Regions from separate parts of the Homo sapiens genome. Here region 2 is linked to region 1. The links are chromatin contacts, found by Hi-C in ENCODE. All regions are on one chromosome and are shown on one strand. The core of a region is the stretch at or near the end of the contact, and the rest is flanking DNA. Distances in the headings are between cores, read along the strand shown. Region 1 overlaps FRMD4B (FERM domain containing 4B). Region 2 overlaps LINC00870 (long intergenic non-protein coding RNA 870).

Region 1 (4,032 bases), core at 592-3,091:
TCAGGTTCCATCAGTCGTACCAAAGTAGGACTCCTGTACATCTCTTGCAGGTTCACTGGAAGTGGAGAAGGAAAAAGACAATGAGGGAGGGAGAAAAGCAGGCAGTGTAAAAGAAGCAAAGGAGGAAAGGAAAATGAAATGAGGGAAGAGGGGAGGAATGACAAAGAAGAGGAGAATTCAGTTTGCCAAAGCTGAAATTGAGTAATTGAGTAACATGCCTTAAGAGAAATGCTAACAAAGATAACAGCTGCTGACTGTGTGCCTGATAACTATCCCAAATCCTTTCATTTATATACAAAGGGCCTTTTATGGCCGGGCGTGGTGGCTCATGCCTGTAATCCCAGCACTTTGGGAGGCTGAGGTGGGCAGATCACCTGAGGTCAGGAATTTGAGACCAGCCTGGCCAATATGGTGAAACCCCCTCTCTACTAAAAATACAAAAAAATTAGCTCGGCATGGTAGCGCATGCTGTAATCCCAGCTACTTGGGAGGCTGAGGCAGAATTGCTTGAACCCAGTGGGTGGAGGTTGCAGTGAGCTGAGGTCGCACCACTGCACTCCAGCCTGGGCGACACAGCGAGACTCTGTCTCAAAAAAACAAAACAAAAACCCAACTCTCTCTCTCTCTCTCTGTGTATATATATATATATATATATATATATATATATATATATATATATGCGTTTTAAATGAATTTTCATAAGAACTCTGTAAGGTGGATTCCATTACTAGCTTCATTTTATGGATGAGAAAATTGAGGCTCAGAAAAGGTACATGGCTGACCCACCTTACAAGGTCATAGGGCCAGGAAGAGGCAGAGTAGGATGTAAACCTAGGTGTTCTGACTCCAGAATCCATGCTCTTAAGGGCTATATTACTTCAGTACAAAGTATTTCCTATCTCATACATCCTATATATTAAATCACATGTAGTTTAGGCACTTAATGTATCACCTTGATTGCGAAGCCTAACACTGCTCTGAAAAGCTTGATCCAGACTCACCAAACCAGAGTTGGCTGGTTCAGGCCACTGTCTCGAAGCAAGGCCAGAAGAAGAGAAAGGTTTTACAATCACCATCCCTTGGCTACTTCCTGGCCCCACACTGATGAAATATGGGCAGCTGCTAAAAATGGTGTCTATGTTTGCTATTGATCTTCCTTGGGCAGTCAGGATGGAATTAATCTCCACCTGTTGGGATGCTTCCATGGCTGTGTCATGCATATGTGAACACTCAGGGTACAGGATGATATTTGTCAGTTATGTGGCCTCCTGGACCTGACTCCATATTACTCTGGGCTTAAGATGTAGCCTAGCACACATGTAATTAATTCAGTGTGGAAAAGCTCTGGATTATGTGTTCATTCATTCACTTAACCAATATGTGCTGAGCACTCTCTAAGTGCAAGCACTGTTCTTGGCACTATTATATACCAGCCAATAAGACTGAAAGGGCATTATCTCTGGAGCTTGTCCTACAGTTCTCAACTTCATTGGTATTTGCAGCCAGATAACTCATTATTGCGGAGCATAGTCCTGGGCACTATAGGGTGCTAAACAGCATCCCTGACCTCTACCCACTAGATGTCAGTAGATCCTCCCCCATATGTCTCCAGACCTTGCCAAATGTCCCCTGGGACGCAAAATCACCTCTTTTGAGAACAACTGCTTTAGAGGTGAGGAGAAAAAAAGAAACTAGTAACAATTAAACAAATATGATATTTTCAGATAATAAGGGCTCTGAAGTAGATAAACTGGCAATGGAATTGAGTTCTAAGCATGTGCAAAACTCACTTCTCTTTACCCAGGAAGCACGAGAAATGAGGAAATTGATGGAGAAGGCCGGATGTGGTGGTTCCCTCCTGTAACCCTAATGTTTTGGAAGGCTGAGGCGGGGGGGGATTGCTTGAGCCCAGGAGTCTGAGATCAGCCTGAGCAACAGGGTAAGACCCTGTCTCTACAAAAAATTAGCCAGGCGTGTACCTGTAGTCCTATGTACTTGAGAGGCTGAGGCAGGAAGATCACTTGAGCCCAGGTGTTTCGAGTTGCAGTGAGCCATAACTGTGCCACTGTACTCCAGCCTGGGCAACAGTGAGATACTGTCTAAAAAAAAAAAAAGAAAGAAAGAAAGAAAGAAAGAAAGAAAGAAAGAAAGAAAAGAAATTAATTGATGGAGAGAACTTATATTGGACCACTGCTCTTGGTCAAGTGGCTCCCAGTAGAGACTGGAGGGCTGATGGTGTTTTCTAAACATTTAACTGCATGCTCCTTTCTGCCTTACAGAGGTTGGGAGAAAGTAAACAAGAAAGGCTGGCCAGTCAATGGACGGCCATTGCTGCAGCTCTAATGCCAACCTGGCAGGCAATTCCAGCCAGCTTCGGGCAGACATTCCCTGGGGAGGGCATTCTCATAAATGACAATCCCTTATCAGATTCTAGCCTGATCTGATAAGTCTGGTGAAAAGAAAAGCCAGGTTTTAAAGGAAGAAAGAAAAATAAAGAAGCAAAGCAACTTATTAAGCCTGGAGCTGAAGGCCATCAGGAGACACCAGCCTAGTGTCAATGAGAAGCACACAGGATTTAGAGTCACGAGGTTTGAGTTTGTGTCCCAGCCCTGCTATTTACCTAAGAGAATATCATGGTATCTCTCTAAATCTCAGTTTCTGCCCCTATGAAATGGAAAGGATAAAAAATCAGTCTCATTTGGGTTTGCCTCTTGTATTAAGGCAGGTTGAACTGATTATAAACTCTACCTTAAAGCACAGATGATAATTGTATCATCAGTAATACACCATTTATTGAGTATAGGTTAGGTGTTAGAGTCTGTGCTAAGTGCTTGACATGTATTACCAGTTTATCCTTACCCTAGTGCCGTGAGTACTATTATTAGTGGAAATAATGTCTAAGCTATTGAGTACTATCCTGTTCTCCAGAAATGGTTATTTTAATTTGCTTAAGTGCGTACTTCTCTCAAGAAAAAAGTTTTCCTAGATTATTATTATTTGAGACAAGGTCTCTCTCTCTATCACCCAGGCTGGAGTGGACCATAGCTCACTGTAGCTTCAGCCTCCTGGGCTCACGCAATCCTCCCACCACAGCCTCCCAAGTAAATGGAACTACAGGTGCACACCATCATGCCTGGCTAATCAATTTTTTTTTTTTTTTTTTGTAGAGATAAGGTCTCACTATGTTGCCTAGGCTAGTCTTGAACTCCTGGGCTCAAGTGATCCTCCCGCCTCGGCCTCCCATAGTGCTGGGATTATAGGCATAAGCCACCATGCCCAGCCTCTTCTACATTATTAAGACACTAAGCTGTCATGTTTAAGTTGACAATCAACCCGCCAGTTAAACCCTGGAGAGACCCAAAAACCTAATAGCTGGGGATTCATTCAATCTGATTTTTTCTAGTGATAATCAACAGACTAACTTACAACCACCATTTTTAGCTGTCCATATGTCCAAATCTGGGGAAGGAAGGTGGTAAACTCTAACACCTTATCTGATTGTGACCAGATCATTCCTTTGTTCTCATCTCCATAAAATGCAAGTTAATATGTGTTCATGGCTTTGCCTATGCCATCTGCTTTTACATACATTTTCCCCATTGAGCTCTCAAACCTACCTGTGAAGCAGATAGTTTCCATAATCTGAGATTCCACGAAGTTGAGAATGACTTGTCTGAGGTCCCACAGTTTATAAGGGGCTAGGCCAAGCTCAAAAAGGTGCTCAACAAACAACATGAGAGGGAAAAATCAGGGTATATATCTACATGGAAGAAACTTCAGTGAAAAGCAAGATTCTCTTTATATTCTGACTGTGCTTTTCCAATTAGAAACTCATGTTAGGCACCAAGAAGAGACTGTCAAATGTTTATTTTCAGAAAAACATGCAGGATATTTCTGCTGTTCCTCTCCAGAAAGAAACAGCCTCGTTGCTTAAAACCAGTTGTTAGGCTGTATTTTTAGACGTCATGGTACAGTATCAATGAGTCAAAAATAAAAAAACAAAAAAATGGGAGGGCACAGATACTGTAAACA
Region 2 (3,566 bases), core at 416-2,915, 2.8 Mb after region 1:
TAACTCACCGGGTGTGTCAGCCCAGGACTCACCTCTCCTGGCAGGGCTGTCTTCATAAGGGATGATTTGCTTGACCAAAACAAACTCACTTGCGCTAACTTAAACACAGGGAAAGCAATCCTGAGGAGTTAGGTTATCTTGCAGGTCACAAGGACAAGAATTCATCTGGGTATCCTCTAGTTTAAGACTAGAAATTCCTCACAACAGACTGGTGCTGGGAATTGGAAAGCTGGCAGGAAGCAAATGGGCTCTTCCTCCTCTCTCTTTGGGTTCTTAAGGAGCACTTTTCTCCTTCTCTGCTTCATTTGCCTGCTTTTTGCTGTAGACCAGCCCCCAGCTCTCTGTTTGCACACCAGAACATGTGACTCCCAAATGCCTCCCCAGCACGGCCACCCCAACCACCCCAGCACAGGCAGCTCCAGCCCAAGTCTATGCACCTTAAAGGTTTAGTCCACGAAGCGACTTGATTTGTAAGTCTGAGCCCTAAGGCCAGGTCACTGGGAGGGAAATCCCATTGGCCCTGCTTGGTCAGGGGGTCACAACCTGGCTACAGATGACTCACTGGGGACTCTGGGAATAATCTCTCTCAAAAGGTAAAGTGGACAGGGACAGAGAAGATGATTAAGAAAGGAATAGAAATCCAGGGGAGGCCAGGCGCGGTAGCTCACACCTGTAATCCCAGCACTTTGGGAGGCGAGATGGGCAGATCACTTGAGGTCAGGAGTTCGAGACCAGCCTGGCCAGCGTGGTGAAACCCCCATCTCTACTAAAAATACAAAAATTAGCTGGGTGTGGTGGTACATGCCTGTAATCCCAGCTAGTGGGGAGACTGACTCAGGAGAATAGTTTGAACCCGGGAGGCAGAGGTTGCAGTGAGCCAAGATCACGCTACTGCACTCCAGCCTGGGCAACAGAGCGAGACTCCATCTAAAAAAAAAAAAAAAAAAAAAAAGAAGAAAGAAAGAAAGGCAGGGGAAAATTGAAAATTATGACAGAGGAAACAATGAGGTGAAAGAAAGGCCCAGTGTCTCAGATCGCCCTGGCTGTCCCCTGAGTTGAGGACACATCTCTTTCCTCCTTCTAAGAAGAGGCCTTGTCACTTTGTTCTTGCTGGCAGAGCTGGAAAGGCTTGAAGGAGACCACCCAGTGAGGTCACCACACAGTCCTCTTTGCTGCCCCCCATCCTCCCTGCTTTATGGTACCCAAGTCAGGGCTGCTGACCAACCACTGAGTGTCTTGACAAGTCTCAGAGAAGAGATGGACAAGGTACAAAAGTCCTCCGGCTGTTCGGCTGGGAATGGGCTCCCTAATTATGTTCTCAGCCCATACGCCCTGTGGCCACAGCTTCCAGTTAACTAGCAGCAGCCAGAGGGGTGGGGCAGGGGCAGACAGACCAGGTTCCAGGTAATTGTGGCCAAGCCGGAGCTGAACACAGAATGTGGAGGGTGTGCTGGCTTCTGGACACCCCAGATTATGGCTCTGGTGTTGTGTCTATATGATGCAACCAGGGTGTGTATCTTCCCCCCAGGGAAAGGCCCTCCCCACTCCAACCACCACCACAGGTGGTGTGGAGAACTTGCTAGATGCACGCAGTATCTTCTTCCTCCTTCTCAGGGGCCCTGCTGAGCCCAGAAGACCTAATTATATTTAGCGGGTTGCAGTTTAGGACTTGCGGTTAGGCAGGAAAGTGTGTGATTCTCCAAGTGTGGTTCCCCCTAATACCTGCATCTGAATCCCCTGGGGAGCTTATAAAAATGCAGCTTTCTGGGCCCCACCTTTGACCTATAGAATCAGAATCTCTGGATTGGTGGGGCCCAGGAGTCTGTACTTTAATAAACTTACTCTCTCCCCTCTGCTGCACATCAATCGTGTGCACACCAGTGATTCTGTTGTACTCAAAAGTTTAAGGACCGAAAATCACTGGCACAGTGGTTAAAAGCTTGGTGTCTAAACTTGGAGCCTGACTCTCTTATTAGCTGGCCCTGTGGCCAAATTAGTTACGATGCTTCATCTCAGTTCCCTCACCTGTAAAATGGGCATAAACACAGCATGCATGTCATAGAGTTACTGGAAGCACTCAGTGCCCTTAGCTGTAAATAGTGAGCACTGCCTAATGATAGCTGTCATGCTTTGTTGTGGTGGAGGACAGAGAGGATATGAAAGCTGTGAAGGCCAAAGACTAGAAGCCAACCCAGACTTAAGTCTAGAGCTGGCGGACTGGGGTGCCAGGGAAGAATGATCTCTGAGCAGAGCACAGCAAAGATGAGATGTCATCCAGGGCAAGGCCCAGAGGAGGTCACGTGCTGTAAAGTCCCTGCAGTGAGACAGCATGGGGCACCTAGGGACGAGAGCCAGACACAGTCAAGGGCAAGAAAGACAGGTAGGCAGGAGCCAGACTGGGAGAGGCCTGGTAGACCAAGGCGTGGGCACTTGATCCTGTGAATGATGAAGGGTCATGTAGGTTACATTTGCACACTGTTACACCTTTAGACACGGGCACCTGAGGTTCTTGCTTAGGGTGTGATTTATAGGGCTCTACCCTGGAGCCCACTGCCTCCCCGACAACCTGGTTGAGGAGTGGTGATACCTAAGGATTCGCCACCTGGAACCTACATCCACTTCTTTATGCATCATGCTTTACATACTTGGAACTCCTGCTCCAAACATCCTGAGCCTACCTTTAGGGTCTGTGCACACCTCTTTCTCTTGTCCCTCTTCCTTCTCCAGGGAGGCTGCTACAGCTTTTGTCCAGCAGGCCAATCTGAGAGGCAACCGTGTGTGTACAGGAGGGGTGGGCAACTCTTGGACTTGCAGTCTGTGGGGTCCACATGCGTGGGGCTGGAGATGGGCCTTGCACCCTCCTTTGTGCTCTTCTCCCAGGTTGCAGTAGGTATCGGGGCAGGACTGCTGCAGATTTGCTCTCTGGCTTGCCAGAAGGGAATGGACTAGGCGAGGCCTCCAGACTCAAGGCCTGCAGACCTGTTATGAGCCTGTTGCCAAAATCCCAGCCAAAGAAAATGGTGGCTTCTGGCTAAGTTGTGGTGGCTAGGAGTGGGGGAAGGTGACTGATTCAAGAACTATTCAGTAGGTGGCCTCATACTGTTCCCTGTCTTGTCTTTGACTGCTCATGGGAACCAATCCACCATTCCACAGGGAGGAGGAGAAAGTAATTTGAAGCTAGCAGGGTTAGATGCAGAAACAATAGGCTTATCCAGACTATACAGAAAAAGGTAAAAGAAAAAAAAATCAGTGACACACAAAAGCTAATACAATATTACCTCACTTGCAGAAGAGCATTGCTGAAAGACAGGACCTCTGGTGCATGGCAAAGACTGAAGAAGAGAGAAGTTGGGGAGGGAAGCTTTGAGTTTATGTGAGACTAAGGCTAGGTAGCAATCTCATGCCTTCTCATTGCTGCCAATGAAAAAATTTTAGCTTGCCATCAAAAAACAGAATTTCTGGAAAACTTATATCCTCCACTATGTGCTTGACAGCTTCCCCATGTTTGAAGACTCTTCTGATAAGATCAGTGTGGATATGAACACATGCGACCTTTTGATATTATG

What was found. Hi-C counts contacts between places; a loop is a spot of excess contacts on that map. Pooled maps may share reads with other maps.
Region 2: a loop to region 1 is called in a map with no recorded cell type, with 11 times the contacts of the local background. The contact joins two enhancer-like sites. A Hi-C loop is called at or near these places in 2 of 37 single-sample maps with no recorded cell type and 1 of 50 pooled maps.

What each region holds. Positions count from the first base shown.
Region 1 is chr3:69,322,975-69,327,006 of GRCh38, forward strand. The region is part of intron 1 of FRMD4B (FERM domain containing 4B); the gene reads right to left. Among named protein-coding and RNA genes, the nearest start is that of FRMD4B, 61 kb to the right of the region's middle. Within about 2 kb of position 1,842, at least 2 of the 41 ENCODE cell types and tissues checked have a DNase peak (open chromatin) inside an H3K27ac peak, as active enhancers do.
Region 2 is chr3:72,162,471-72,166,036 of GRCh38, forward strand. The region is part of intron 2 of LINC00870 (long intergenic non-protein coding RNA 870); the gene reads left to right. Among named protein-coding and RNA genes, the nearest start is that of LINC00870, 13 kb to the left of the region's middle. RefSeq lists enhancers at 274-323, 344-443, 1,444-1,713, 2,224-2,333. Within about 2 kb of position 1,666, at least 4 of the 41 ENCODE cell types and tissues checked have a DNase peak (open chromatin) inside an H3K27ac peak, as active enhancers do.